Linked DNA regions of Homo sapiens: region 2 is linked to region 1. Evidence: read pairs that join two places in POLR2A ChIA-PET (ENCODE). Cell type or tissue: Panc1. All regions are shown on one strand.

Region 1 (5,000 bases):
GTCTCACTTTGTCACCCAGGCTGGAGTGCAGTGGTGTGATCTCAGCTCACTGCACCTCTGCCTCCTGGGTTCAAGCAATTCTCCTGCCTCAGCCTCCCGACTAGCTGAGATTACAGGCACACGCCACCATGCCTAGGTAATTTTTGTATTTTGAGTAGAGGCAAGGTTTTGCCGTGTTGGCCAGGCTGGTCTTCAACCCCTGACCTCAGGTAATCTGCCTGCCTTGGCCTCCCAAAGTGTTAGGATTACAGGCGTGAGCCACCAAGCACAGCCAAGATGTTTTAAAAGAGTCATATAAGAGAAATTGTAATCCTGTTTTATAAAGAGGACAGTGCAGGGGGAAAGCTGTACCCAATCCCCCTGTATTACACCCCCCTTCCCCAAAGATAATCATTTAAGATTTCCAAAGTATTTTTTTTATTTATTTGAAATTATGTATGATTTTATTTTCATTTCTCCAAAGCTCTAGTAGTCTTTTAATGGTCAAGAAAATGGTCACAGGGACAAATGTCTAATAATGAACAACTAGTTAAAATAGTTGTTTATAAGTTCCTGTCAACTTGAGCTTTATGGATGCGTGCATAATTTCCATTGCGTGTGTTGTTAGGATATATATACGCTTTTCCGGCAAGCACAATGTTAGGTTATTTTGATGCATTTGTGTGAATGGCACAGTGAGAGCAGTTGCTATTAAAATTACGTATTAGAATCAACCCCAGATAGTTCAGCACAGAAAAGCAATGGCATGATTAGTAGTATCGTCTTTGAAGATGAAAGTGAACTATTTGGTGAACCTCCCAACTTGATATAGAGGAGTTTGACTACTTTAGCAGAGTTTTTCTGTAGTTCATGTCACTAAAAGTGAGGTAGCCATAACAGGGGTTTGGGGTTAGAGAGGGTGAAAGGATAAATGAAAGAATAGCTCCTATAAATGGTTTTATCTCTTTTTAATTAAGTGCAACCATATGCTGTTGATAGTTTTATATCCTTGGACAAAGTCTCACATGAACATTTTCAATGTGCATTTCTCTTTTCTGTCTTTATAAAAGTCTGTTTAATTACCCTCTGGTTACTTCCCGGCTGAATTAAGTAAAAATCCCCATTTCTTCTCATTCATTATGTCTGTGAGCCAGGGGGTTGGCATTAGGGAAGTGGTAGAGAAGAGAAGTTTATAGCTAGAGGGAAAATTCCACTTGACATGTGACTCAACTGAAGAACAAAGAAATCATAGTTGTAAGTAACCCAGGATTCAGTTCAATTAAAATCTTTACTATTTATCCCCTCTCCATGTTTCAGAAAGATGGGTCTCTTACAAATGTGATCATCCAGTTAGATTTACATGCTGTGTACTGAGATACCTACATCTATGTTTCTGTTCAGCAGTAAATGCTTTCTGTCTTCAAGCTGAAGCTTATTTAGCCTGGCTTATCTGGTGCTGCTGTAGCAACCATCAGTCTCCAGGCAACTGAGGCACGTTGACCTCTCAGTTGAACTGAGTGCTGAACTACTTCAATTTAGCTGCCTGAGACAATAGTAATGGTGTTGAATGTGAAAAATGTGAAATTTTCTAGGCAATGTGCAAAGGAAAGGATACAGAAATATTTAGATAGAATTGATAGGACTCTTAAAATTGGGGATGCACTTAGCAATTGAATCATTTTTTACAAAACGACAAAGTTTATTCCTGTTTCACTCTCATATAGACCCTGTTTGTTTTCAAGTCTTACATTAGTTGTGTTTAGATAGTCACATCTAGTGTTTTATTTAGGGTTGCTCTAAGTAGTTGATTTTAGAGCAATGCAGTAAGATAAATGGGTGAATAAAAATTATCAATATTTAAAACGTAATTCTAGGCTGGGCGTGGTGGCTCATGCCTGTAATCCCAGCACTTTGGGAGGCCACGGTGGGTGGATCACCTGAGGTCAGGAGTTCAAGACCAGCCTGGCCAACATGGCGAAACCCTGTCTCTACTAAAAAATTCAAAAATTAGCTGGGTATGGTGGTTCAAGCCTGTAGTTCCAGCTACTCGGGAGGCTGAGGCAGGAGAATTGCTTGAACATGGGAAGTGGAGGCTGTAGTGAGCCGAGATCATGCCACTGCACTCCAGCTTGGGCCAACAGAGCCAGACTCTGTCTCCCCAAAAAAAAAAAAAAGTAATTCTAGAAGTCTTACCACAACTGTTAAGAAAACCATCATACTTGCAAGCAAAAACTTTAATAATAGTGATAGATGATGGAAATATTAAACTTGAATAACATTTTGTGCCCCCACACCCTTAACGAAAGTAGGAGTTTTTATTGATTGGATTGGTGTCAGCAGGATAAAATCCAGAGGTCATTTTTGCTTTTTGTGATATACATTTTAAGTAAATAGACCTCTACATTGCCTTATTTGGTATCTTAAGAACTGTTCCCTGGGCCGGGCGCAGTGGCTCACACCTGTAATCCCAGCACTTTGGGAGGCCGAGGCGGGTGGATCACCTGAGGTTAGGAGTTCGAGACCAGCCTCAACATGGAGAAACCCCATCTCTACTAAAAATACAAAATTAGCCGGGCGCGGTGGTGCATGCCTGTAATCCCAGCTACTCGGGAGGCTGAGGCAGGAGAATTGCTTGAACCTGGGAGGCAGAGGTTGCGGTGAGCCAAGATCACGCCATTGCGCTCCAGCCTGGGCAACAAGAGCGAAACTCCGTCTCAAAAAAAAAAAAAAAAAAAAAAAATTGTTCCCTGGAAAGTGGTCAAGGAGATAAGATTGGGAAGGGCTAGTAGAAGTTAAAAACTTAGAATAACTTGAAACTTGATTTGTGCTGGGAAAAGGAGATACTTGTAAAATTGGCGGGTGGGGGGTGGGGAGGGGAGTCTGATAGCAGCATACATTTTGGGGAAAAAACCTTTAAAAAACTGTTTGATTTTATATTCTTATATTCCTCCTCCTCCTCCTCCTCCTCCTCCTCCTCCACCACCTCCTCCTCCTCCTCCTCCTCCCTTCTTCTTTCTTCTTCTTTCTTCCTCTTCCTCTTCTTTCTTCCTCTTCCTCTTCTTTCTTCCTCTTCTTCCTCCTCTTCCTCCTCCTCCTCCTCCTTTTCCTCCTCCTCTTCCTCCTCCTCTTCCTCCTCCTCTTCCTCCTCCTCCTCCTCCTCCTCTTCCTCCTCCTCCTCTTCCTCCTCCTCCTCCTCCTCTTCCTCCTCCTCTTCCTCCTCCTCCTCCTCCGCTGCTGCTGCTGCTTCTTCTTCTTCTTCTTCTCCTTCTTCTTCTCCTTCTTCTCCTCCTTCTCCTCCTCCTTCTCCTCCTCCTTCTCCTCCTCCTTCTCCTCCTCCTTCTCCTCCTCCTTCTCCTCCTCCTCCTCCTCCTCCTTCTCCTTCTCCTTCTTCTTCTCCTTCTTTTCTTCTTTCTTCTTCTTTCTTCTTCTTTCTTCTTTTTGAGACTACAGGTGCCCGCCACCACGCCTGGCTAATTTTTGTATTTTTGATAGAGATGGAGTTTCACCATGTTGGTCAGGCTGGTCTCGAACTCCAGACTTCAGGTGATCTGCCCACCTTGGCCTCCCAAAGTGCTGGGATTACAGGTGTGGGCCACTGCGCCCGGCCTCTATTTTATATTCTTAAGTGTTAAACCCTTTTTTTTTTCCCCCTTTCAACAGACTAGTTTTTAGAGTAATGGCTCTTTCACAAATAATTGATAGGAAGCCTGCTTTACTACATACTAGTATATTAGTAATAGAGTAGTTTCTTAACATTGCGGGAAGAGCGGACTCCTGTCCATGTGACTGTTAATCATGGATCAGGGTAGAGGTATAAATTAGTTTCTGTAGGAGTGTCATTAATTTTTCATTTTGCCTTTCAAATCCTGCTGTTTCCTAGTTCTGCAGTCATTCTGTACTGTCTTTGGGAGAATGCAGGTGCTTTTTTTTTGGTTTGAAGGATGATTTCTTTAGTAGAAGAACTTAAGACTGAATGCAATGAAACATAATTGCATTCCGTTACATCCTACTTTCTGAGTTTTGCGTTTGAAATACAATCTTCATGTGATAATCATGGCTTCTTGTCTATCCCATGTTACTGTTAAACAAAATGATGTAGACTTAACATTTAAAGTAAAATAAACTTCCAAGGTTTATTTATGTGATATTTAGGAAATGCAGATATTTCGTGTTTTTGTTGTTGTTTGTTTGTTTGTTTTTTTGAGACGGAGTCTCACTCTGTTGCCGAGGCTAGAGTGCAATGGCACGATCTCGGCTCACTGCAAACTCTGCCCCTGCCAGGTTCAAGTGATTCTCCTGCCTCAGCCTCCTGAGTACCTGGGACTACACACGTGCACCACCACGCCTGGCTAATTTTTGTGTTTTTGGTAGAGATGGGGTTTCACCATGTTGGCCAGGCTGGTCTCGAACTCCTGACCTCATGATCCACCCACCTTGGCCTCCCAAAGTGCTGGGATTGCAGGCGTGAGCCACCTCGCCTGGGCATATTTCTGTATTTTAAACATACAATTTAGTGACTAGAGTTTTGCAGATTTCTGTGACACTTTCATCTCAATTAGCTTCGAATATTTTGTTTTCCAATATGATTATGTATGTGTGTGTTTATGTAGGGGAAGTTGTCTAAGATGTAGTCTCCGATTTCTTTTCAGATGATGTCTAATAAGGACACTTTAATTCTGCTTGAGAAAATGGTTTCGTTTCTCAGGCAGATTTAACTGACTTCTGGGGTGATATTTATGTTTATACTTAATTAGTCAGAATGTAAATTTCTTCTGATTTCAATAATATAATGACTTATAATTTTAAGGGAATTACCTTTCTGAGGAAAATCAGTTTTCATAACCTTGGTAACATCTCTTGTTACCAGATGATGAAAAGGTTCAGTCACAGTCACATATCTGTAAGTCTGGAATTAAGACATGATTCCTTAGCCTGCTCTCTTATTACTAATTGTTACTGTTAAAATGAATTTCCCAATTATGTACTTCTTATGCTAAGAGGTATCTCCTTGGAAAACGTTG
Region 2 (5,000 bases), 240 kb before region 1:
TGCCTCAGCCTCCCGAGTAGCTGGGATTACAGGTGCCCACAACAAGCCTGGCTAATTTTTGTATTTTTAATAGAGACTGGGTTTCACCATGTTGGCCGGGCTGGTCTCAAACTCCTGACCTCCAGTGATCCACCCGCGTCAGCCTCCCAGAGTGCTGGGATCACAGGCATGAGCCACCTCACCTGGCCCTGGGAAGCTTTTTTCTTTTTTTCTTTCTTTTTTGTTTTTTTAAGACAGAGTCTCACACTGTTGCCCGGGCTGGAGTGTAGTGGTGCCATCTCGGCTCACCGCAACCTCTGCCTCCTGGGTTCAAACAATTCTCCTACCCCAGCCTCCTGAGTAGCTGGGATTACAGGTGCCCACCACCACGCCCAGCTCATTTTTTGTATTTTTAGTAGAGACAAGGTTTCACTATGTTGGCCAGGCTGGTCTTGAACTCCTAACATCATGATCTGCCTGCCTCAGCCTCCCGAAGTGCTGGGATTACAGGCTTGAGCCACTGTGCCCAGCCTGAGAAGCTTTTTTCTACCTACAAAAGCTCATTTTCAAAGCATCCCACCCTCTGACCCTTCCCTCTTTTTTTTTTTTTTTTCTTAAGAGAGGGTCTCACTCTGGCCCCCAGGCTGGAGTGCAGTGACACTATCAGAGCTCACTGCAGCCTTGACCTCCCAGGCTCAAGCAATCCTCCCATCTCATCCTCCCAAATAGCTGAGACTATAGGCACATGCCACCACACCCAGATAATTTTTACTTTTTTTGTAGAGACAGCGTTTCACCAAGTTGCCCAGGCTGGCCTCGAACTCCTGAGCTCAAGTGATTTGCCCACCTCAGCCTCCCAAATTGCTCGGATTACAGGTGTGCACCACGACACTCAGCTGGAACACCATTTTTACTTGCAAGAACAACTGACAGATGTATGATTATTTAGGCTTCAGTGTTTGGCACATTGTCTCAACATTAAATGAAGTGAACCTATCACTTTAAGGAATACAGCTGACAGTGTTGGTTTCCAGTAATAAAATTTGAGCTTTCAAGCAAAAGCTAGAATTTTCAAAAACTTGAATCTGCCACTGTGAGCTTAAAACCTTCCCAATACTTAAAACTTTTCTGCTGAGATCAATGGCGATAATAACAAATGTGATTCTTTTAATATTGTGTAATGAAAAGCGCCAATATTTGGAAGATCTGCATGATTCAGGGAACCAATATTTTCCACATGACCAGTGCATGACGTTACAAAATTATGTATGGGCAAAAGGTCCATTTATAAGGCAAAATAAATCAATGAATTTTAATATAACAGAATACAAAAAGTTCATTGATATGAATGCAGATTCTACATTGCAACTACATTTTTAAGAAATTACCACTTGTCAAGTTTTGGTAGGGTACCAAAGAATAATACCTATGATTATCTAAAAATGCTACTAAAATACTCCTCTATTTTCCAGCTTTATGTCTATGTAAGGTGGAATTTTCTTCAACTACTTCAACCAAAATAACATTGCAACAGATTGATTGCAAAAGCAACTATGAGAACCAAGTGTCTTTTTTTTCTTTTTTTTTTTTTTTTTTTTGAGACGGAGTTTTGCTCTTGTTGCCCAGGCTGGAGCGCAATAGTGCGATCTTGGCTCACCGCAACCTCTGCCTCCCAGGTTCAAGTGATTCTCCTGCCTCAGCCTCCCTAGTAGCTGGGATTACAGGCATGTACCACTGCACCTGGCTAATTTTGTATTTTTAGTAGAGACGGGGTTTCTCCACGTTGGTCGGGCTGGTCTCGAACTCCCAACCTCAGGTAATCCGCCCGCCTTGGCCTCCCAAAGTGCTGGGATTACAGGCATGAGCCACCGCGCCCGGCCCCAGGTGTCTTTTATTAGACCAAATATTAAAAGAAATTTGCAAAAATGTGAAACATCTTTCTTCTCACTAAATCCTTTTTGTTTTGGAATAAATAGTTATTTTTATAAAATACATGTCATTTGTGCTAACATGTATAGGGTTTTTGTTATTTTAAAATTAATTAATGATTATATATTTTTAAAGTTTCTCTAATTTCTAATATAGTAAACATCGATAAATAGAACTCACAAAATCAAAGCTCGTTTTTTTTAAGAGTAGAAATGGGATGCTGAAACCAAAAAGTTTAAGAACTATTGGTTTCACCGAACAGAAAAAATCATTTTAGAATATATCTGCTTTTTGTTCAGGGAAAATCGATGACTGGCCTTCCTTAGTTATGTAAATATATGATGAACAGGCACCTACTGCTCTGGGAGAAGGGATAAGAGGACCTTTTGTGACCTGACAAAGTCTGTCCCTCGAAGCTTGGTATACAGAGGTAGTCACTAAGAGTAAATCTGCATGGGGACCAAGAAGCATCCTGGGAAGAAAGCAAACAAACCCTGGCCCCTTCTCTTTGAGATTGAATGTCCTTGCAACCACTCAGAAGGCTTGAGAACCGGTGGAAACAAAGGACATCAAAGTCTTCAAAGGAGTAAACTCACCATGAGACAGAGAAGAATTCTGCACAGGTGACCAGGGCCTAGAAGGCCATACGGGAGGAATCGCTCCTGCAGAGTGTGAAATTGAGGATGGCAAACCTCTCTGGATCTCTGGATCCAGCTACTTTGTCCCAGCAGTTCTATCTTGGGAATAATGATTGAACATGAATGTGAAGTAGAAGAGAGATTCTCTGGGAGCCCGTATGTGGGTATCTGCAGAGATCTGAAATAGCAGTACCATCATTGTAGCAGTGGGGCCGGGCCTGGGCTGAATCACCCTTCAGCAGTGATAACCACCAGGTGATGATATAAGAAGCAGCAACCCAGCCGGGCGCGGTGCCTCACACCTGTAATCCCAGCACTTTGGGAGGCTGAGGTGGGCGGATTACGAGGTCAGGAGTTTGAGACCAGCCTGACCAACGTGGGAAACCCCATCTTTACTAAAAATACAAAAATTAGCCAGGCATGGTGGTGCATGCCTATAATCCCAGCTACTCAGGAGGCTGAGGCAGGAGAATCACTTGAACCCAGGAGCCGGAGTTTGCAGTGAGCTGAGATCATGCCACTGCACTCCAGCCCAGGCGACAGAGTGAGACTCCATCTCAAAAAAAAAAAAAAAAAAAGCAGCAACCCTAAACCAGAGCACACTGAGGAACTATTTAATTCTGCAGCTTTTTTGCTACTTCATGTTTGAGAGCAGACCTGATCACTTTGAACTGAATAAGCCCCTATTATTCTGGAATAATTGGAGGGTGATGGACAGTTTTAAAAGAGAGATTCTGTGGTCAGGCACAGTAGCTCATGCCTGTATTCACAGCACTTTAAGAGGCTGAGGCAAGAGGATCGCTTGAACCCAGGAGTTCAAGACGAACCTGAGCAACATAGCGAGACCCCATCACTACAAAAAAAAAAAAAGGATAAGTACAGAGTGCTTCGGAAACAGATAGAGAGGTATCCAACCAAGTCTAAAGGAAATATAGAAAAAACTTCCCAAAGTACATTAATCAGGACATTTATTGCCAGTTGGTAAAGCAAAGAATCCTAAATATCAATGATTTAACACAATTAATTAATATTAAATATTTATATTTTTGTTCTGCACCAGCAGATTTCCTTTTCTTTTTCTTTCTTTTTTTTTTTTTTGTTATTGTTGTTGTTGAGATGGAGTCTCGCTCTGTTGCCGAGGCTGGAGTGCAGTGGCGCGATCGTGGCTCAACCTCTGCCTCCCGGGTTCAAGTGATTCTCCTGCCTCAGCCTCACGAGTAGCTGGGATTACAGGCATGTGCCACCACACCCAGCTAACTTTTGTATTTTTAGTAGAGGCGGGGTTTTGCCATGTTGCTGGTCTCAAACTCCTGACCTCAAGTGATCCTCCCATCTTGGCCTCCCAAAGTTTTGGGATTACAGGCGTGAGCCACTGTGCCTGGCCAAACCCACAACTTTTACTTACATTCCATTCTCCAGAACCAGCCACATGGCCCCACCAAGATGCAAGAGAAATGGGTAATGTAGGTTTTCTGGGTCCCAGGAAGGAAATGAAATGGTTTGGTGAACACATAGCATTTTCTCTGCCACACAGAAGTGATTTCTGAGTTAAAGGATGAGGGAGTGAGGCCCAGCACGGTGGCTCACACCTGTAATCCCAGCACTTTCGGAGGCCAAGGTGGGTGGATCACCTGAGGTCAGGAGTTCGAGACCAACCTGACCAATATGGAGAAATCCCATCTCTACCAAAACTACAAAAATTAGCCGGGCGTGGTGGCACATGCCTGTAATCCCAGCTACTCGGGAGGCTGAGGCAGGAGAATCGATTGAACCTGGGAAGCGGAGGTTGCAGTGAGCCAAGATCACACCACTGCACTCCAGCCTGGGTGACGGGGGAAGGATCTTGGTGGGAAGTGACTGGAGTAAAAAATGTCAGGGGAAGGTATGATAAGCTGTGAGACTAAAAAGTAAACAAGGCCCTATCATAAAGAGTCTGTGTGCCATGTAAACTAAACTGGGCTTTTATCCAGTTTAGTTTACACGGCACACATGGAGAGCCATTCACGGGTTTTAAACAAGGGAGTGATGTGATCATATCTTAGCTTCTGAAAGATCATTTGGACTGAGGCATAGAGACCAGATTGGAGGTCAGACACGTAGCTCAAGCCTGTCATTCCAGCACTTTGGGAGACCAGAGTAGGAGGATCATTTGAGATCCGGAGTTCGAGACCAGCCTGGGCAACATAGCAAGACCCCACCTCTAAAAATAAACTTGTTAAAAAAAATTGTGTGAATGAAGAGTGTGGCAATGAGGGGTGAACAAGCAGGGGAAAATGGTGTTGTATACTGAGACAAATAATTTTTTTTTGTTTGAGACGCAGTCTCGCCCTGTCACTCAGGCTGGAATGCAGTGGTGCGATCTCGGCTCACTGCAACCTCCGCCTCCAGGGTTCAAATGATTCTCCTGCCTCGGCCTCCTCAGTAGCTGGGATTACAGGCGCACACCACCACACC

Evidence for each region. Peaks named below come from ENCODE experiments on the same cell type or tissue, not always from the same donor. Only the 100,000 strongest peaks of a DNase experiment are listed, where the experiment ranks them.
Region 2: POLR2A ChIA-PET joins it to region 1 with 10 read pairs; 3 of 35 experiments call an interaction of 5 or more read pairs at or near these places.

Annotation. Positions count from the first base shown.
Region 1 is chr10:21,714,559-21,719,558 of GRCh38, forward strand. The region is part of intron 14 of MLLT10 (MLLT10 histone lysine methyltransferase DOT1L cofactor); the gene reads left to right. Among named protein-coding and RNA genes, the nearest start is that of MLLT10, 180 kb to the left of the region's middle. In Panc1, no CTCF peak of the experiment used is centred here; no DNase peak of the experiment used is centred here; H3K27ac peaks cover 1,721 bases.
Region 2 is chr10:21,470,990-21,475,989 of GRCh38, forward strand. No RefSeq gene overlaps it. Among named protein-coding and RNA genes, the nearest start is that of MIR1915, 23 kb to the right of the region's middle. RefSeq lists a silencer at 538-732 and an enhancer at 2,035-2,831. In Panc1, no CTCF peak of the experiment used is centred here; no DNase peak of the experiment used is centred here; H3K27ac peaks cover 1,455 bases.